Linked DNA regions of Mus musculus: region 2 is linked to region 1. A link is a loop called in an ENCODE intact Hi-C map of the cell type or tissue named here. Cell type or tissue: left cerebral cortex. All regions are shown on one strand. Links, peaks and the distances in the headings refer to the core of each region. The heading gives the core; the rest is flanking DNA. Region 1 overlaps Gm30487 (a long non-coding RNA gene). Region 2 has its middle 27 kb from the start of Tmem61.

Evidence for each region. Hi-C counts contacts between places; a loop is a spot of excess contacts. Peaks named below come from ENCODE experiments on the same cell type or tissue, not always from the same donor. Only the 100,000 strongest peaks of a DNase experiment are listed, where the experiment ranks them.
Region 2: it touches region 1 in a loop (9-fold over the local background); 33 of 42 quality-filtered maps call a loop at or near these places.

What each region holds. Positions count from the first base shown.
Region 1 is chr4:106,466,855-106,477,427 of GRCm38, reverse strand. It overlaps Gm30487 (a long non-coding RNA gene), which reads right to left. Exons shown (of 4, transcript XR_376500.3): 2 at 7,035-7,111; 3 at 6,350-6,441; 4 at 40-3,081. Among named protein-coding and RNA genes, the nearest start is that of Gm30487, 7.7 kb to the right of the region's middle. In left cerebral cortex, for the core only: CTCF peaks have their summits at 3,055 (motif pointing left), 3,897 (motif pointing left) and 4,928 (motif pointing left); DNase peaks (open chromatin) are centred at 2,598, 3,010, 4,369 and 4,895; H3K27ac peaks cover 1,051 bases.
Region 2 is chr4:106,528,015-106,538,587 of GRCm38, reverse strand. No RefSeq gene overlaps it. Among named protein-coding and RNA genes, the nearest start is that of Tmem61, 27 kb to the right of the region's middle. In left cerebral cortex, for the core only: CTCF peaks have their summits at 4,977 (motif pointing left), 8,397 and 8,602 (motif pointing right); DNase peaks (open chromatin) are centred at 4,972 and 8,619.

The DNA of each region.
Region 1 (10,573 bases), core at 1,807-9,806:
TTATGACAATTCTATTTGCAGTTGATTGATTAGGGCTGGTTCAAAGGCACTTAGGACAATTTTATTTTCTGCTAGGGATGTCCACAAGATCAAAAATTATAACGAATGAGCCTTAAAGAACAGCCAGCTGGGGTCATACCGGAAAAACCCTTGGATTTCCCATTAGAAATGTAGAACTGACCATCTTTGCTGGATGGAGCAATGGATGGAGCTGCTGTTGTACTTCAGCTACGAGGAAAAGTCCAAAAGAACCACAGAAAGGCCCTGACTGCTGAGCCAGTGGACTAGTTAGCAGTCTTAAGCACTCCACCTAATGAGAAAAGTCTACCTCGTCCTTTAAGCTACTGCAGTTGCAGCCAAGTGCGCTCTCAGTAGGTGCAAGATTATGAGCCTGTGCACCACGTGTGCAGAGGTGACTAGGAAAGTGTGGCAGTTGCCATTTAAGTGGGATTTTCTACCCATTTTCATGTTATAACTTTTTTTTTTTTTTTTTTTTGGGTTTACAGACAATGTGTAAATGACAAGAAAGAAGTTTATAGTTAGGAAATAATATTGATTCTAGTTGTTTGTTTGTTTTAACTCAACAAAATATCCTGGGAAGGCACCTGTTGGCACCTTAAATAACAGGTTCAAGTGCTCACTGGGCATGGCATGCTACACTAAAGCTAAGGCCATCCTCCATAGGATTGTGTGTCCCCAACCTGGCAGGTCAGTAGCAGACATGAGGGCTCCAGGGAGACAGGGTGCCCTGAGGCTCTGCAATGATCACCCAACCCTCAAGGACACGAGGCCTTTACCTGAGACCAGGGCCCTGCCATCTTTGCTGCCCAGCGAGCCAGGTGCTATGGGGCCTGCAATGTGAGGCAGACAGGTGGCAGCCCCAATGTGTTTGATGTAAACCGAGGCATGCGGTGGGGGGGGGGGGGGGAGTGGGGGCTGCCCAGGTGGCTCTCCTCACAACAAACTCAGGTTGGGAAACCCTGTGAAAGTGATCCTGGGGAGAGCCTAGGAGATTGGAGGGGGCACTAGGGAGATGCTAACGACTCTTTCCCTGATGAACATGCCAGGGGCAGCCATGGCCAAGACAAAGGCAGTGCTCTGTATGGCTACTGTCCTGGGTCTCAGCCTGATGTACAGCCTATGTGGGATGGGTGTCTTGGAGAAACTGAGCTGTGGACAGGCATAGATGACCAGGGTTTCTGTGAGGTATGGGGGACACAGGCCCATAGGGACAGATGGCAACAGCATCCCAGGGCTGAATCTGGTGGTGACGATGTACGATGTATCACCCACTCACACCATAGGTGTCACTTAGAGTGGTGCAGACTGGCCTGGGCAGCTGGAGACCCCAGTGACCCTGCTTTCTCATTGCTCTACCTTCCTTCTCCCCTCTGCCCAAGCTCTGTGCCTGAGCCCCTGTTTCTTGTCCACCTACACCAGGGCCTTCCCCCTTCTTCCCGGGAGCTCCCTCCCTCCTCCACCCTGAGTGGGGACTTGTTCCAGAGAAGTCCTCCTCAGCCTCAGTTTCTCTTTTCCTACAGTGGAGAGCAGGCTGGCTATGCTTGGGTGCTGCCAGGGGGTTTCAGATGGCTGGCCTCCCTGCATCATTAGCACCCTGGCCTGGAGGCTCGAAACCTCCTCACATTTATAGCTATTCTCCACTTCCTGCCACTTGCCCTGGGGCCCTGGATGCTGGGGATTCCTCCCTAGACCTTTCCTCACTTGATGCCAATGGGGTTCGTGCCCTTGGGGGTCTTTCAGATCCAGATCCCGAGTTGGGCAGGGTTGGGCGTTCATGAGGTGAGGCTGCCATCACACCTGAACACTGTCCTTCCGTGCCTGACTGATGGATGTGAATTCCATCAGTGTGGTGAAACCTGAAACATGTCCACAGCTGCTCTCTCAGCTGGCTTCCCCTCCCCTTGGTGAGGTCGGAGTTATGGCCGCCACTTATTGATGGAATAGACTGGGAGTGGGCAAATGGGTGCCATGGCAATGCTGTACAGCCTCACCTGCAACGTCCCTTGCCTGTTCTTCCCCTGCAAGGTTCCTTCACCACCCTTCACTTCCCACTATGGCCACTGTCACTGCCCCTTCAGGCCTGTGCGTTTGCTGTCCTCTGCCTCTGCACTGGTTCCACCACACCCAGCAGAGAGCCGCTCCTGAGTGGTGGCTGGGCTCTGGAAGCACTTTGTCCAGATCCACACAGGGAGAGATGGGCACACAGTGATGTGTATACGGCCTTGGCAGAGAGGAGTCAGGGAGGTAAGGTGAGGTCAGGAACGCTGCCTGAAGTGGCGTGCCTGGCAGAGTCCGGAAAGATCTGTGCTGTTGTTAGAGGGAAGACCACTGGGAATGGGGTGCAGGAGGAAGAGCAGTGTTGTAGACATTTTGGGCATTTGCAGGTCCCCATGATATTAGAGGAAGCTGACCTTCTCACAGGCTGCCACACATCCTGTGCTCGGCTGCGGGCATCCTGGAGCATGGGGAGACGCACAGCCTACGGAGGAGTCCTGGTCACAGCTTGTGGCCAAGCAGGCGTGGGTGTGCTGTAGGGGGAGCTGAGGGGCCTCACAGTGTACCAACTTAGAAGTGTGTCTCTCCCACTGTCTTCCTGACACACACATATCCATTGTGTCCTTCTTGGGAACACCGATCACCATAGAACACTGGGCTCCTACTGTCTTGTCTACAGCTGTGACCTGGTGCCTATACTAGAGGCACAGGGCTACAGTCAAGACCTTCTTCTGTTCCTAGCCTTCCAGATTCTCTATACTCTCAGGAAAGACCATGCCTTGTCTTGACCCCAAGAGACATTAAAGACACCTGGGCTGAGCACACACCACACTTAGCATGTGGCAGCCATGACAACTGGACCACAGAGCCTGCTCCCACGTGCAGTGCTTGGGCGGTCATCATGGAATGTGGAGACAGATCGGCATCCAGCTCATCTCTCTCTAGAGCAGGTGTTTGCTGCATTGGGTTCTGCCCCATCTGTCGTCAGGCTGAGATTTCTCACTTGTTGTACTGGTGCCCTCTGCTGGTCCATTGTAGTCACTGCTCCTAGACCTCCAGCGCTTCCTGTGAGAGGTGGGGAAAGTTTGGTCTTTCTCTTCCTACCTTCCTCCCAGCTTCATCATACCCAAGACATCCTAGCCCACGCCCAGCCTTGTCCTCTGTGGTCTCTCCACACTCCCTCCCTCCTTTCTCTAGGATGCCTTGTCTTCCATATAGCCCGCATCCTACTTACTCTTCCCCCGCCTTTCCCAGAGGCACGAAGCTGCTCCTTAGGACCACCTCTTCTCCTGTTGTTCTCTACCCCCGGACAAACCCACAGTGGGTCACCATAACCCGCCTCCATGCTACCCGTGCGGCATGAAGACCTCTATGTCAGAGGCCTTCTGGCCACTCACATAGTCTCTCCTCCCTCCATTGAACTCTTGACCTTGTCCTATGGTACCTGTGTCTCTTTTAAAACTCTCACCAGGCTCTCATCTGGCTACACCCTCCTTCCCAGCAGCTCCCTCAGCTGTCAGTCATCGCAGACATCCTCTTCACTCCATCCACCCCCTTCCACACCTTCTCTAGGTTAATCTCAGCAGTCCACTCCTGGAACCTCCCCTACCCACAGCCTCAGGTCCCTGGCCTGGAACTTGCAGTCACATCCTTGCCTCTGTCTCCCAAGTATTTGAATTGTAGGTGTATGCCACCAGATCCTGCTGTTTATTTTAATTAAAAAACTTACAGCTTGGGGGGGGGGGGGGCTGGAGAGATGGCTCAGCAGTTAAGAGCACTGACTGCTCTTCCAGAGGTCCAATTCCCAGTACCCACATGGTGGCTCACTGCAATCTGTAATGGGATGTGATGCCCTCTTCTGGTGTGTCTGAAGACAGCGGCAGTGTACTCACATACATAAAATAAATAAATAAGTCTTTTAAAAAAAATGACCAAGATGATTGGTCATTTGTAAAACTAATAACGAATTTACAGCTGGATACTATAGTTGGTGCCTATGTCCCCAGACGCTGAGGGACTGAGGGAAGAGGATTGCTGTGAGTTCAAGGCCTGGCTGGGCTACAGAAGGAGAAACTGCCTCAAAACAACAAGAGCCTGTTACACTTTGCAGGTTATGGTCTGAGCATGTGAATTCCAGCACCGTTCTTAGAGAATTCAGAAGCCAGGTCTATTCTTATCACTTACACACATGAGGTCACAGGGTCTCGGAGAGAGAGAGCCTGTGACCCCAGACAGCACTGTCTCACCCAGGGCTGGTCTTGCTGTTTTCTCAGGCTTCCACGACTCCCTCCCCTCCTCCCCAGCAGCGGATGCCTTGCTGTTCAGTGGGTGAGAAAAGATGTATGGTGTGAACAGAATCTCCACCCCCTGCCCCCAGCATCTGCAGACTGCAGGCACCTTTCTGCACCTTCTGTTTTGTGAAAGAGGTCCCTGTGCCCTCCACAGTGGCTCTGAGAGCATCTTTTCTCCCTATGAAATACCCCCTCTCACCTGCACTGCCAGCACTTCCCCAACAACCCAGCATGTCTCTCTCTCCCGTCCTGTGAGAAAAGAAAGCTTCTTTAGACCCGTACACCCTTCCCTCACTGTCTATTTTTGGGTACATTTAAAAACTATTTTTAAAATGTAGTTACCACATTACAAGTGTGATGTTTAGATGCATTTGTGTAATGATCACATTTGAGTGATTACTATATTGATGGCTTTAAGCATGAGTCACTTCTGTGTGGTGAGAGTAGCCAGATGTCTCTTCGTGGCTATTTTGAAATCTGCATGATATTTCGATGCAGTCACTCAGTGCAATAGAGCCTACCCAGCTGATTCTGCTCTGTCCAGCCTTGCCTCCCCTGCAGGAAGAAACCTTTCCTAGAGGCCTAGTCAGTGATGTTCCTGGGCTGAACTTGGTTGCCAGACGCCATCTTCTGGTCATAGTTATGGTAGCATTTCTGCTACAATGGTTCTTGGCCTGCAAGCTGTATTTGTCCCAGAGCTGTATTTGTTCCCCTGGGTGAACTCTGGGGCCCATCTTTGAGTGCCACTAATGCTCTCAGCTCAGCATTTTCCTGTCTGAGAGTGAATGGCTCAAGATATCAAAAAGTGTAAACAGAGCCTGGGTTTCTCCAGTGAACTCCTGTCTCCAGCTCTGGAAGCAAAGATACCATCTTTCTAGCCATGTAGCCTCCCATAGTGTGTTGTGCTCTCTCTCTCTCCCCTCTCTCACCCCTCTCGCCTCCCCCTCTCTTTCTCTTTGGAAGTTGTTGGCTTTCAAAGGACATCCATGTTCATAGTACCTCCCTAATTAGCAGCAATACTGCAATAGTAGGTCAGATGACTTATTCTCCACTCACAGTTCTCTTCACGTCTCCACCTGAGACCCTGAGGGTGCAGGCTCTCCTAACATACTACATCTTCATACACTGGGATCCCATGGGATCACTCCCATGGGCCCACCTCCTCATCTGGAGGCCGAGCTCCCCACACTGTGGCCAGGGCCCAGCCCCTCCAGGGTGCTTCCCTCACTGTCCTTTCAAGTCCTTCCACTCCTCCCAAACACTCCAGCCTTGTTATCACCTCACACACTAGGCACCTGACTTTCTTGTTCTGAGTGTGTTCCACTCTCCTGTAGTAGGGTCTGCAGTGTGTGTGTGTGTGTGTGTGTGTGAGTATATGTGTGAGTGTGTGTGTGTGTGTATGTGTGAATGTGTGTGTGAGTGAGTGTGTGTGTGTATGTGTGAGTGTGTGTGTGTGTATGTGTGAATGTGTGTGTGAGAGTGAGTGTGTGTGTGTATGTGTGAGTGTGTGTGTATATGTGTGAGTGTGTGTGTGTGTGTGTGTGTGTGTGTAGGCCAGAGGTTGCTTGAAGGTCCCTGTTCATTGCTCTAACCCAGCACCTTGAACAGCATTCAGACGCAATGTGTACTTGGTAATTAATTAAATCAGTGGTTAAAGAGACATGTCAGGCTCAGGTGCTGAGAACCCCTCAGACAGAGCTCCTGCTCCCACCAAATTCAGTTTCTGGGGAAGACAGAGACACTACCTGACTGATTTGCAGGCAGCCATTTATATTTGTCTGTAGCAGACACATCCCTTGTTAGAACTGGGAGGAGGTTCATTTTGGCAGAAAACTGCAGCTCCTTTCACCTGCTCCCCAAACCCCACCAGCTGGAGGGGCGCCCTGGCCTCTGACAGTTGGGCCACACTAGACTCAGCCTGTATTCTCCTGATCCTGCTTTCTCTGGACCTTAGGAAACAGCTGGAAAGGAAACAGCTGGAAAGGAAACAGCTGGAAAGGAAACAGCTGGAAAGGAAACAGCTGGAAAGGAGTCAGGCTCACCCAGACTCAAGGCTGTAGGATGGTGTGGAGCCTTCAAATTCCTCATCTCTGAAGGAAAGGCAATAGTGTCAGCCTAGCGTGCTCTGTGGAGCCTGGAAAGGTGACACAGGGACAAAGGTGAGGTGGACCGTGCCGGGTCTATCTCACAACCGCAAACAAACAGACTTAAACGACACAGGCAGCAAGAGCCCTCTAACCCACTTTGGGGTTTCTATCTTGGACTGTGTTCTACACACTCAGAGGCAAACATCACATATAATTTTGTGCCGTGGTTGACATATCACTTGAATGTCACTCCAGAGTCCATTATGATTGGCAGCTTGGTCCCTTGGGTGGTGCTGTTGGGACGAATGAAACCTTGGAAGTGAGTTCTTGCGGAAAGGGTCATTGGAAAGTCACCGTGGAATCTCTCATTGGAGAGATTATGGGTTCTAACTTGTCACCGCTCTCTGCTCTCCTTGGAGAGATGAGCCTTCAGGTCCACCACACACCTCCTCCCATCGCCGCCATGTGCCACCCGCACTGGAACCCAGCCCATGCTGGTGTCCTGCCCTGGCTGTCCTTATAGGAGTCAGGCTAGGAACTCAAGAGTGCCTTTAACCACAGGGACTAGTAACTCCGTCTCCACCCTTGCCCATCCTCGGCCGTGGATGGAGGACACCCTCGGATCCCTGCTGGGACTCACGTGATTTTTCACTAGGACAATCTTCGTGCCACCAGTACCTTTTGTCCCCTTGCATACTTCTTTCATGGAATAAACTCCTAAGAAGTAAAGGCACAGCTTGTTAGTGATCAGAGCTACTAATGCAATAAGATGGAGAGCCTGAACTAGATACAAACCAGAAGGGGATTTCTTACTAAATATCATCTCTCCAGCACTTTACCTGCTATGAAGGGAGAAAACACACTTAGTATATAAAAGCCTCCCTCTTACCCCAGTCTCTCCAATGCCACAGGTGTATGCCATTATGCCATGCCCCATATTTCCTTCTTGAACTACGCATGCTCAGAAATATGCCCACTCCCAAGGTACTTTTCTGTAGGCATATATAGGCATATATAGGCTCCCTGTGGAAAGTATGCATGCTTCCTCTGAGGAGAAAATTGCTTTAAAATAACACCTGCCTGTGGGTAATGAATCTTCATTTTAAAAGTATTCTCTTTATTATTTGTGTGAGTGAGTGAGTGAGTGAGTGAGTCTCTCTCTCTCTTTCTCTCTCTCTCTCTCTGCGCCCAGCAAGGTGCCCAGTGTTGCTCCCTTCATCACTCTGGTTTTGAGGTGAGGATAATGACGTTGTGGAGGAACGGCCTCCTTTGTGGACAGAGAAGTCAAGTGGAGAGGAAGCTTCGTCCCTATGAGGCCCCCTGAGGTTTGAGGTTCTGTATGGTGGAGTGAATCCCAGCCGAACTTCCAGGGAGTTGGCTTTCTTCAGGGTAGGGATGACAGCAATAAAAAGCCTCAAGGGGTCTTTCCCTCTCAATTCCATTTCCAAGGACTCATGAAGCAAGTTGTGTCACACATGTAAGGAAGCATGAATCATTCTCACACACTTGAGTGTGACAGCCAAGGAAAGGACAGGATCAATGACAGGAGGCTGGGTAAAGAACTGTGGGACAGATACAGAGTGGAGATATATAGATATAGATATAGATATAGTATAGATATAGATATACATATACATATACATATACATAAACAGATACAGATGATACAGATACAGATGATACAGATACAGATGATACAGATACACACACACACATATTTGCAACCTGTTCATTCTGCATAATGTTATTTGTATGTATACAGTTTCAGGGCTGACAGCTCATTCCTTGGGAAGATATCTCTCCCACTCTCAGCATTTCCTAGCTGTCTGTGGTTCTTTATCCAGGGTTGAGGCCTCATGGGCTTCCCTCCATCCGCTTTGGCATGCTGTCTGTTGTCATGGTCTTTGTTCAGCTCACGTTTAGTCAGCCATAATGGCGAGAGTTTATGGGTGCAGTTTCTGGCACAGTCTCTCAGCAGACTGCCTGTATCTCTGGCTCTTACAATCTTTCTACCCTTCTTCTGTAATGATTGTTGAGTCTTAGTTGTAGAAGTTGTATAGTAGATATCAGTTGGAACCAGACTTCACAGACTCAACATCATCATTAGTTGTGGTTCTGTCTGCTGCAAAGAGAAGTTTCCTTGATGAGAGCTGAGGACTACACTTACTGTGGGTATAAGGACAAATATTGAGAATGTAGTTAGGGATTAGGTTGGCTTAGCAAAGTAGCCGTTGTAGGATATTCTCTAAGATCCATTACTTCACTGGTGCTGGGAAGTTGGCTAGGTTCCCAGTACCAGGTATGAGATCCCTCTTGTAGAGTGGACCTCAGGCAGACTTAAAGAGTTTTTGTTACCATCAAGGACCATGTGGCAGCTTGAATAGGTATGGCCCTCTTGGACTCATGTGTTTGAACGACAGGCTCACGGCAAGTGGCACGATTAGGAGTTGTGGCCTTGTTGGAGTAGGTGTGATCTTGGTGGAGGAAGTGTGTCACTGTGGGGGTGGGCTTCAAGATCTCCTACACTCAAGGTCCACCCAGTGTGGAATCCAGTCTCCTTCTGCTGCCTGTGGGTCAAGATGTAGAATTCTTGGCTCCCCCAGCACCATTGTCTGCCTGGACGCTGCCATGCTTCCTACCATGATGATAATGAATTGAACCTCTGAAACTGTAAGCCAGCCCCAATGAAATGTTTAATGTTTTCTTTTAGAAGAATGACCTTGGTTGTGGTGTCTCTTCACAGCAATGGAAACCCTAACTAAGGTAGTACATGTGCCACTATTGTGACCCTAAGTGTTTTAATGGCATTCTGGTCATTGTTGTGGTTCATGGGCATCATAGTTTTTAGGACTATTAGTTGATTCCCTCCCTTTGAAGCCTACTTGGCATCTTCTAGAGCCATGAATGCTAGTCCTCATGGAGTAGGCTTACAGGTCATATCCAGCTTGAGTGAACTCATTTTTTTAAAGCTATATTTGACTCCACTTTGAGTGCATGTGACGAGGCAGGGTGACTCTGTATCTTGTCTGTGGATGCGAACAACCAGCCCAGCATGAAGCATGCGGCCCAGATTGCTGAGTAAGTTATTCTTGAGTGTAAAATCTGTCAACTACGAACTTGGCAAAGTCCATCAGGGGCATGTGGACACTAGGCAGCATAAGATACCAGACAAAGCAAGCCTGGGGACTTACCAAGAGCACCGAACATAGTCCTCTCATCTGGGACTATAAAAGTAGCGGTCCAAGACTGAGATGTGTCAGCCACGCCAACCTATCATCTCGTCTCTTGCCACAAGTGTGTCCAGGATAATCACTCCAGGAAAGGACCACTGCCTCTGTCTCAGGCGTCAGCTGGAGCTGCTTCAGCCCCCGGAACAGCTTTGTTCTGCCCTGAAGTTGGCAAAGCTTCTCTGGTCCCCCACGGAGACCTCCTTGCTCCATCAGGTCACTCCATCTGCCTACAGTGCAGCCTCTAACCATTTCATAGTCGACTGAGTCAGCATAGGCCAATCAAATGGACCATGGCCAAGGGAGATGCTGAGTGTAAGTGAGGGCCACAGGTCCACGAGGAACTCAAGGATTCAGCTCAACTTTGCTGTGCCTATAAACTATGTGAAGTGTAACGTGTGACCTCAGAGTTAGTACTCATAATTAAGATTGGAATTAGGAAATCTGTGATGGCCGGTGACCACTATCCAGTGAAATCAAGATCACTTAGTGAATTGCAGTTGGGGAAACTGACACAGCATGAAGTTCTGATGTTGTGTCTGTGTGTATTTCTGACATGGTGCTGTTACAACACGGACAGTTTCAAAAGAGTCAAGGTGGAGTTGTTATGTGGCTTTAATGACTTTGGCTCAGTGTGGAGCCCAGGTATTTTGAGCCACAATCTAGCAGTCCTTGGTGGTGCCGTGGAATATTCAGGGTCCAGCTTGGGTTAAAGCCTGCAGGGGTTGGGGGACCTGCAGCTGGCAAGAGCACAGTCAAGCACTCTGTGATTTTAGGCCACCCCAGGGTTGGGGTAGAAGGAACTGTAGTACCCTGCAGCTGGATCTGATGGTTGACAGGATGTGGGCCACACAAGTCAAGCCTCTGGACAAGACTGGGAGGGATTTTTTAGACTGGGTTAGTTGAAGGAAGATGGCTCCTGGACTGAATTAAAAAGAGCAGCAGCGCTCAT
Region 2 (10,573 bases), core at 1,023-9,022, 62 kb before region 1:
TGCTCAGTCTTGCAGCTGTGATCAGCCCCAAGCAGTGTTCACCATCTTGACTTTCCTGTGAGAAACAAATTTCACAGCAAATTTCAGAGATGAAGGGGTAAGGGGCTATAGTAGTCAGGTTTCTCTAGCGTCTTAGACATTACAGACAGTCTCTATATATTAAGGGAAATTATTGGAATGACTTATAGTCTGCAGTCCAACTAACCCAACAATGGGAAGCTGTGAATGGGACCTCCAAGAATCTAGTAGTCGCTCAATCCCACGAGTCTGGGTGTTTCAGCTGGACTTCTGTGTAAACTGGAATCCTGAAGAAGTGGGTTCCAACAGATGCGCTGGTGAGTGAGTGCAAGCAGGTGAAGAAGAAGGAAGCCTTCCTTCTTCCATTGTCCTTACGTGGGCCTCCAGCAGATTAAAGGTGTGTGCCACCATGCCTGGACCTGAGCTTTTCTTTACTTGGAACTTTCTCTGTTCCAGGCTGGTCTTGAACTCAAAGATCTGCTTGGCTCTGCCTCCTGGGATTAGAAGGTGTGCCACCTTGCCTGGGTCTAAACTTTTCATAACCACTATGCCTCAATATCCAGATCACAGGTGTGCCCTCCATTTCTAGATTGTGATTCATTCCAGATATAGTCAAGCTGACAACTGGATTAGCCACCACAGGGGCTGACTCAGTTATGTAGCTATGTAGAGGCAAAGGCAGGTTGAAACTTAGGTCACTCTGACCTCGGAGCTCATAATGGAAGATCATTCAGGTGAGGAGAGGATCCGCCTTGCCTCATTATTTGTTCTGAGCCTGATGTTTCCAGGTGTTTGATATGCTCCTCACAGAAACGGTTTATTACCTCAGCCATGCTCCCCGTGGGCTCTGTGGCTCTCTCAAACACAGCATCATAGGAGTAGCCACCAGAGGAGGATGTGCAGTGGAAGGAGTGTGGGCGCTGTTGTTTAGGGGTGAAATAGACATCTCCAGAGGGGAAGGAACTCCCTATCTGTATTCTAAAGCTACTGGAATGCATTTGGTGACACAGCGACAGTGACTGTGCCAGAACGGAAGTGGTGGTGGTAATTGTGGTGGTAATTGTATTAGTTGGGGTAACTGAGATGGTGGTGGACAGCTAGGAACTCCGGGGAGAAGCTGGTAGTGGCATTCCAGGAGGTGGTGATGGGTGTGCTGATGATGGAGTGGTGGTGGGTGGGGTAACCCTGGCTATAGTTACTGTGGGGCATGTGGACCACACCACCAGAAGAATAGGAGTGGAACTGGCAAGGCGGAGCATGTCCAAACTCTGGAAATCTCAAAAACCGGGATTAGGATCTCATCCTGAGACTGGCAGGAGTGGGGTTAACCCCCTCCCTGCTTTGTGACTGCCTTGTAATAATAATCCAGTGACCTGCAACCAGATGGTCACAGGTAGTCAGTCACCTGGAAGTCTCCGCCATGCAATGAGGCTTCTCAGTAGCCTTAGCCTTCAACCAAGACCCTTTGCCCACCCTGGAGAGTCTTACCCCCTTCCTTCAAAATATATAACCCTTGGTTCATCCCCAAATAAAGCACATGCGTTCAAACCCACCCCGAATAAAGAAATATACACAGGTTAAAATCATCTCAAATAGCTGTTTCTAAAGAAATATGCACCGGCTAAGATTGTCTCAGAGAGCTGTTTCATTGAAGAGCCTTGGAGAAGATCCTTAGAGAAAATCGTCACCTAAAAGAGCTGTAACACTAAGATTCTTGGAGAAGCCCCCCCTACCCCATAAAGCCTGACTGGGATCCTGCCCATTCCCTTCCAGCCTGGTGTGCAGCAGCATCTGAACACCCTGAGATGGAGAAAGCAGAAGGCCCAGGACCACCATGTTCATTCCAGACCCTATTTCACCACTCCTGGCCTGTCTTGCAGGGGCATCTGTGTGTGCACAGATGTGGCAAGTCTTCCACCCAAGGCAGCCCTTTCTGAAGCCTGTCACTGATTACAGTGCGGCTGCTGCTGTGGGAAATGGCAGTGGCTCTGTTTCTGGTGGTGGTAGAGGAGTTGGTGATGGCTAGGTAATGGTGGTCCATTACTTATGCATACATGCGTGCGCGCGCGCGCGCACACACACACACACACACACACACACACACACACACACACACACACGCTCACCAGAGGGAAGAGGCAGATTTCGATCCCACCCATTCTAGACTTCACCCTGTCCGCTCTAAGCTAGTGTCTGGCAGAGTCCAGAAAGCCCGAGAGGACAAACCCACCTCAAACAAACCCAGAGATGCAGCTATGCTGGATGGTGTTGATGATGGTATCGGGTGGTGGTAGCTATGGTAGTGATGGTATTGGAGTTGTCGCTGATCACAGTGATGCTGCTGCTGTGGGAAATGGCAGTGGCTCTGGTTCTAGTGGTGGTAGAGGAGGTGGTGATGGCTAGGTAATGGTGGCCCTTTCTTAAGGTGGCTGCTGGTCATTAGTGGTTGACAGGGTGGGTGATGACAGTGATCACAGTGTAGAGCGATTTGATGAAAGTGGTGATTGTGTTGATGGTGATCATCATGTACACGGTTATAGGGAGGGCATAAATATGAATGGTGCATGGTGTTAGGATAAAGCATGGAGAGGCAGGGGCACCTTTGGTGGGTTTATGCCGAGGTGTGTGGCTGAGAAATTACCCCATTCAATGTACCTAGTGTAAGAAGTTTATTTGAGTGGGGTGGGAGAACAAAAGGCTGTCTGGAAATGAGGACATGGGGGAGACAGAGGCAGACAGACAGAAGGGGGGAGGGAGGGAGGGAGGGAGGAAGAGAGAGAGAGAAAAGAGATCTAGGATGGTTGGGGGCCTTTTTTTTTGGTAAAGATTTATTTATTGCTGTCTTTAGACACACCAGAAGAGGGCGTCAGATCTCATTATGGATGGTTGTGAGCCACCATGTGGTTGCTGGGATTTGAACTCAGGACCTTAGGAAGAGTAGTCAGTTCTCTTAACCGCTGAGCCATCTCTCCAGCCCCGGTTGGGGGCCTTTTATGCACATCTGTTGTACCTATCAATGGAGGGTGACATAAGCCGCTAGGTCCTTTAGGGACAGGCTTGTGCTAACACATGGTACTCTGGGTTCAGACAGGCTTGGATTCAAACTCCAACTCAACTCCTGTCTTAGTTCATTTTCTGTGACTGTAATAGAATGCTTAGACTGGGTAATTTACAGCAAGAGAGGTTTATTTAACTCATATTCCGGAGACAGGGGATTCCAAGACCTGATGGTTGTCCCTGGTGAGGGGCTCATGTAATAATAATCTGGTGGAATCACATGGAGGGGAGGACACGAGAGTTGTGGGTGGTGTGGGCTGAAGAGGAAAAGACAAAGAACTGACCCACGTGTTTCTGGAAACTTACTCATTCTTCCAAGAACAGGCCAACGTGGCAAAGACATGAATTCCTCTTGAAGGCTCTGTGTCCAATACTATTGGCAACCACATTTTCCCACACTTGTCAGTGGCAATAAGCTACACAAATCCCTACCAACTGTGGCCTTGCTGTGCAACCCAGAGTAGGCTAGTTGCTTTTCTTTGTCTTTTGAGAAGTCCTCACTAAACCTTTTACTCACTCTCTCATCTGGCATTGAAGGGCTTGGCACAGCATCTGCATCGTCAGCACAGCACACAAATGGCTCAGAGAAGGGACGGACATCTTGGTTCTGGAGTTGCAGGTGAGTGCATTCCAGGGATGATGGACTAGTAGGTGGTCAAAGCCCACTAGGCAAGCAGTTCTCAACCTGGAGGTCGAACAGTCCTTTCACAGGGGTCGCCTAAGACCATTGGAAAACACAAATTTTATATCACCATTCATAGCAGTAGCCAAACTTACAGTTATGAAGTAGCAACAAAAATAATTTTATGGTTGGGGGAGGGGGGGTCACCACAACATGAGGAACTGTATTAAAGGATTGCAGCAGCAGGGATGTTGAGGACCACTGTACCATGGTAGAGGAACAGAAAATCTGCGACACTGCCCCTCCCAAGCCAGTCACCCCGGGTGGAGTGCACAGCATGAGGTAGAGAGAGGACTTGACACCCCGACTGGCTTTGAGTAATGGACTCTTTTGAATTTTGTTCAGTCTCCTGTGGCCTTCAGTTCCTCTTAGTCAGCAGAGATCCTGATATCTCAAGGACATAAACGGTTTGATTTGAGAATCAGGAAAATAGCCATCTACTGTCAGATACCACGGGAGACTCGTGGCGGCAATGTTGCTGGCCAGAGGCAAGGACATGCCCAAAGTTATCAAGATTGTTTATCTTCACTTCCTGGAGTGGAGAGAAGAAGGAGAGAGGAAAGCATGGGGGAGGAGGGGACGCTGTTTAGAGGAGTTAGTTTGGGGTCTAATCAAAAGCATTCAATAGTATGTTAAATTCTGCTGGTTTGTCAGCTCCTGCCACCACCTCATACCTCAGGACAGGAATTCACTAGCAGGGTATAGGGACGATTCCAGACTCATGGATGTCTTGAGGCAGCCAGGAAGCTGAAGTTTCCTGTGCTGTGTGCTTTGACTGGGGCTAGGCAGATCCTCAGACATCACCACCAGGACATTTGTGGCAATGCAGTGGAAGACCTGGCCCCGGCTGCAACACTCCCTGATAATAAGTCTTTCCTGGGTCACCCTTTCAAAGGCAAAGCCCAGCAGGCATAGCTAATGGTCTAGCCTCAGGTTGCATCTGGACTTGAGAAGCCAAGCAAAGGTGCCAACTTCCTTCTGAGCCTCTAGTCAGCTCCGGGGAGGTGGGACGGTTGAGTGCAGGTGGTGTTTGTGGTTTCTTGCAGCATAGGAAAGTTGCTTGTAGTTGCTAGATTTTCACACTCAAATGATCCATCTTATCTTCACCATACACACAAGGTAAGATAGTCGATGGCTCCACAGTTAAAAGCACTGGCTACTCTTCCAGATCTGGGTTTGATTCCTACAGCAGCTCTGGTCTAAGGATCTGATGCCCTCTTCTGGCCTTCATGGGCACTTGTGTGCACGGACAGACAGGCAGGCAAAACACCCATATACATAAAGGAAATGGAGAGCAAAGAAGAAGGCAAAGAACCACCCCTGGCTCTCCAGTTCTCCTCCCGAGGGCACAAGGAGAACTCGCTTGAGAAAATCCACACCTACACTGTCTGTCAGGGATGGATGAGGAACGAGCTCTCTTTGTTTATGAAGGCGAGGGAGGCAGCTGTCGTCTGGCCTTCTGTAAGCATGGGGAACGCAGGGGTTGTAGCATCAATGCAAGGTCATCTATTCGGGGCTGGGTAGACTGCTTCTCCCTTGGAAGGAATAGGTGTGTCTTTAAGACTAGGGCATTCTTGAGGTTCTTAGATGTAGTTAGAAATGATACCCAGGGTTTTTTTCTTTGTTTACCTACGGTTTCACAAGACAAAGTTTATCTGTGTAGTTGTGGCTATCCTGGAACTCATTCTGAGAACCAGGCTAGCCCTGAACTCGAGAGATACTCTTGGATCTGTCTTCCAGGTGAGCCAGTGTATGTTAAACTTGCCTTGATTTATGTCTCCCCCAGCACTGTAAAATTATAAAAACTTCATGAAACTGCTTCCACATTAGAACATGGAATTTGGAGTAACTTAAGCCGTGGTTACTCAAAATATCCCCAGAATAAATGATCTTCCTCATTTCAAGATGGCACCATACATTCTGTGTTAATTACAACATACTGAAAAGAAACTTATTTAAAACTTACTGTTTGTTTCTGGGATTTTCTTTGCAGTAGTTTTGGACCAAGGTCAATTTCAGGAAACTGAAGCCATGTAAATCGGGATGTCAGGAATTGGGGACTGTTGCAATGTATTTAGAAAGCACCTGCCCGACTTATGACTTTCTTCATCACTATAAAAACTTCATCAGACTGTCACCATCTTGGATCATGGAATTTGGAGTGGCTTAAATCTATGTTCTCTGGCTTTCGTCACTCATGGTTGGCTCTATAATAAACGATTTCTCATCTCCTTTGAGGTAAATGTTGTGTTTTCGTGCAGACAACCCCATAGACTCTCAGCTACAGCCATCCCCTTGACTGAAGCCTTGAGTCACTGGCGTTAGTGACCTAGCAGATCCTAGGAACATCCTAGGAGCCTCTGTAGCAGTTGTTCTCAACCTGTGGGTAGAGACCCCCACAGGGGTCCCATATCGGATATTCTGTGCATCAGTTACAAAATTACAATTATGAAGGAGAAACGAAAATAATTTTATGGTTGGGGGTGACCATGACATGAGGATCTGCATTAGGAAAGTTGAGAACCACTGAAATATAGGGTCCCCCAATGGTCCATGCAGATATAGTCTAGGAATCCAAGTGGGTAATGAAGACTGAGAGTGCTGTGTGTGTGTGTGTGTGTGTGATATGTTTTGTAATGTGATGGCATGATGTGGCTAGAGGGGGTGCCTTAGCAGGCCCATGCTGAGGCACCCTCCCCCACCCCATATCAGCCATAGGACAGCTCTAGTATAAAATGAAATTTATTTGGGACATGGAAAGGAGGGTCTGGGGAAGGGCAAAGGGAGTAGATGTACAGAAAGAAAGGGGACAGAGAAGGACAAAAAGAGAGGAGAGAGAAAAAAAGAGAAGAGGCTGGCAGGAACAGGGAGAAGGAGAGAGAGAGGGAGAGGGAGAAGAGGATGAGGAGAAGGAGGAAGAAGAAGAAGAAGAAGAAGAAGAAGAAGAAGAAGAAGAAGAAGAAGAAGAAGAAGAAGAAGAAGAAGAAGAAGAAGAAGAAGAAATAAGAAGGGTCCTTTTATATGTGAACCATTCCTAGAGGAAATGCTAACAAATACATGTGTGTATATGTATATGTATATGTATATGTATATGTATATGTATATGTAGATGTAGATGTAGATGTAGATGTAGATGTAGATGTAGATATGTGTTATGTGTGTTATGTATGTATATATATGTATATGTATATACATACATGCATACATACATACATATAATGCTCTTTGCTCCAAATATATACCTATGATAAAGCTTAATTTAAGAATCAGGCACAGTGAGACACTAAAAACAATAACAAGTGATAAAAGAGAAAATCATAACAACATACTTCAGTGAACATTTTTAAGATGCTGACAATTCCTAGAGCATTTTCCCTGAAGTATTTTTGGATCAAGGTCAACTTCCAGAGCTGATATCAGGAAAATCAAAATAGCCATCACAGGGGACTGCTGTGTTTTCCTGCCTTGAGGCCCTTGAAGCAAAGAACACAGCGGCTACTTCCTCTCTCCAAAGCACTCCGCCTGAATGCCCTGTTCACAACCTACCTTTCTAGACATTTCTAAGAGGTTAAAGTTGGATGAATTTGTTACTTCCCAGGCCTGTGGACCAGAAGTCAAAGAAGGGCCACTGGGTTGTCTTCCTGTTTCTCAGAGGCCCAGATTAAAGTATCTGTCTGTTCATCTCTTCTATGGGGAACAGATATAGAGGCAGTTTCCTGGTTCCGTTAGTTCTAGCAGAATTGAGCCCTGAGGCCTTGTGTCTTGCTGCTGCAGACCTGACCTCTGCACTCTTTCTCAGGTGTTCCAGTGTGAAATGTCCCTAGGTTGTGAATGCCTTCTGCCACAGGAAACAGCCTGATTCCATGAGACCTATCTCAATAAGCCCCCTTCCTGCTACCCTCTGTGATTGTGGGAATGGAGCCCAGGTGCCAAACCTGCCCAGCAGAGCCTGCCAGTTCCCTTTGTGACAGTTTATCAAATGGAGGTTCACAGAGGTTTGGGCTAGACCCCAATACCCACCAAACATAAGACGTCATTTCAGGAAGTGACCACTGCCCATGACCTAGATAAGATGGACATCTAAGATATGCCACCATCATGTCTTCTTGCTTTCTCTATGTGTATTGACTCCTGAGTGTATTTGATGTGATGTGAGTGACTTCTTTCTGACCACTTTCTTCGTCAACTTCCTGGGTCCCATAGTAACCTTGAAGTCACTTGTACCTACTCTGACTCATTCTCCAGGTAGCACTGGGAATTCTTTTGAAACAAAGGCTCCGGTGTCAAACTGGTACCTGCTGCACCTTCCTGGTTCCTCATTGCTGTCAGATGTACTCCCAAGTGTGGAGATTGCTGGCGAGCACCACCACACTCAGTTTTCAGGACTGTTTGATAAGGTCTGTCTCAGGCCGGAACCTGTATGCTGTGTGAGAGTGAGGGCCGGTTCTGTTTCATACAGTGTGGATGCTGTCAGCGCAGTGCTGGAGCGCAAAGCAGATGCTGTGAGAACTTACTTAATTGGCTGCCCTATACGGGCAAGAATGGGACGGGGTTATTAAGCAGTGTTTCCAAATCGTACACCTGCCCCCAGGAGGGAGTCATAGGCCACTGGAAGTGATGCTCTGATGGCGACTGAAGCTTAGTGGGTGTATACCAGTGGCCCTTGCTGTTTATCTCTTGGATATATGTTTTATAAGTACAATGGGAAGATTACTAGGATTCGGTCCACTAAGGTTCGTTTGACTCCAAATTTTTCAAACCCTCGAGCCCAGGGGTGAAAAGTAAAAGCTGTCACCGAGAGGCCACCAGGTGGCAGCACAGACAACAAGTGGAAGTGAGGAGCTGGGTTGCTCTCCCTGCCCGCCAGAGGGCGGAAGCTGACCAGAGAATTCCAGTTAGACTCCGCGCTCTCCTGATAAGCTAGGAAGTGCAGTTCAGCCTGAGTAGAGTGCCACAGGGGACACACGCACGCACACACTTCCTTAGCTGCCTCTGGCCCTGCCTGTCCAGCCCTGCAGTTGGCATCTGGCTCCTATCCCCGCTTTCATCCATTCCATCTGCATGCTTATCTCTAACCAAGCTTCAGTGGGACCCAGATGGACAAAGATCACTCTCCCAGTTTGAAAAGTCAACTGCGCCAGGGACCAGGGTTAGACAGTAGGACATACGGAGGGACCCCCAGTGTTAGCAGCGGCTAGGAAGATGACACAGAAGGAGGGTGGGCTGAGTCTGAAGTCACTTCCGGGGGTGGGGTGGGGTGGGAAGTGGAGGATGGGTGAGCAGGGAGCTGGAGTCAGGTGCCAATTAGGGGGTGGTTGTGCTGTGTCTGGGTGAGAAGCACCAGACTGAGGTCTGGTGACGTGGGTGCTCCCTGGGTAAGGAAGGGGTCAGGCAGCTGAAGCGTTCTGACCCCCAGACAGGGACCTCAGGAAGGTAGAAGTTCATTCAACCTTATGTGGCCTGGGCCAAGGCCGTGGAACCCAAAGGCAAACATATTACTAGCAATAATCTCAGCCAGTAGATCAGGGACACCTGGAGGAGATCAAGTAGTGATGTTTTGCCAGGGTGTACGTGGTGAAACGAGTTGGTCTTTACTCCGGTGGGCCTGGCCTTACCTGGAGATGCTCAAGGAGAATCAGAGCAGGACAGAGAGCAGCATTCCCAGCATGCTCTGCAGCAGTAAATCCTGTCTGAGCTACTCAGGCCTAAGCGATGTGAGGGCAGTCACAGACTTAGGTACTTCAGAGGTGGCAGAGAAGACCCTGCCCCCCATTCCTGAGCTCCAGTGTCACCTGTGAAGCAAGGAAGTGCTATCAATGTAAGAGCCGAAGTTAACCTGTAAGCCCTACTTGTCCCAAGGACAAGATAATTTCCTGGAATGCTGGAAGCTGTAGTTCTTGGGCAATAGCCACATGCTGTCACTCCCCTAAACAAGTTTGTTTGAACCGATTCTCCCAGATGACCTTGAGCACGTGTAGGCAGGGGGTATGTAGGGAGGAGATATACCAGGGTGTATATTTGCCCTTGGTCCAAACTAGTGGGAATTGCAGTGAATTTTTGCCTTTTTAAGCTTCTGCAAAATGTGACTCGTGACTATTCCCTGGGAATCCGTGGGTGGACCTGACCAGAATCCATCTTTCTGGCCAGTATTTAATTAAAGCTTGCTTCGAGTTTGGCTCATAATTGTGGTTTTTCTCTCACAGATTTTGTGACTAACACCTACTCCCGGCCATTCTGACTGGGCATGCTGTTCTGGGACCTGAGAGGCAGGCAGTAGCAGGGGCCACCAAATGGTCCACTGGACTATTGCGCCTGATCATCTCAGATGCTGTTACCCTGGGCCACTGATGGCCATCCCTGAAGGCCCTGGGCTGCAGGACGGGTGGCTGAGATTGGCCTGGCAGTCTGTGCCCTGGCCCTGGAACATAACTTATGCGGTCACCACTGAAGCCTTGTGCTTTCCCTGATGGCAGATCTCACCACAAGGGGGTGCCCACTTATTTTCTGTTTGTGGGCTTGGTGTTTTATATTTTGATTTTGGATGCAGAGATGAGATGCAGGATTTCACTCATGAGTACTGGATGGATAAATGCACTGCCACTGAGCTACATCCCTAACCCGTCTGGAATTTTCATTCTCATCCCTTCAGCATACACACGGGACTCTTGGCATGTTCCTGAGCAAACAGAAGGGTGACAGTCATCATGAGCCACCAGACTGGTGCTAAGACTGGGTTATGCTGTTTCGTACTCTAGCATCTTGCAACTACCCTGCCTCCCCCTGTCAGAGAGGCACAGGCTAGGATTCCAAGACCAA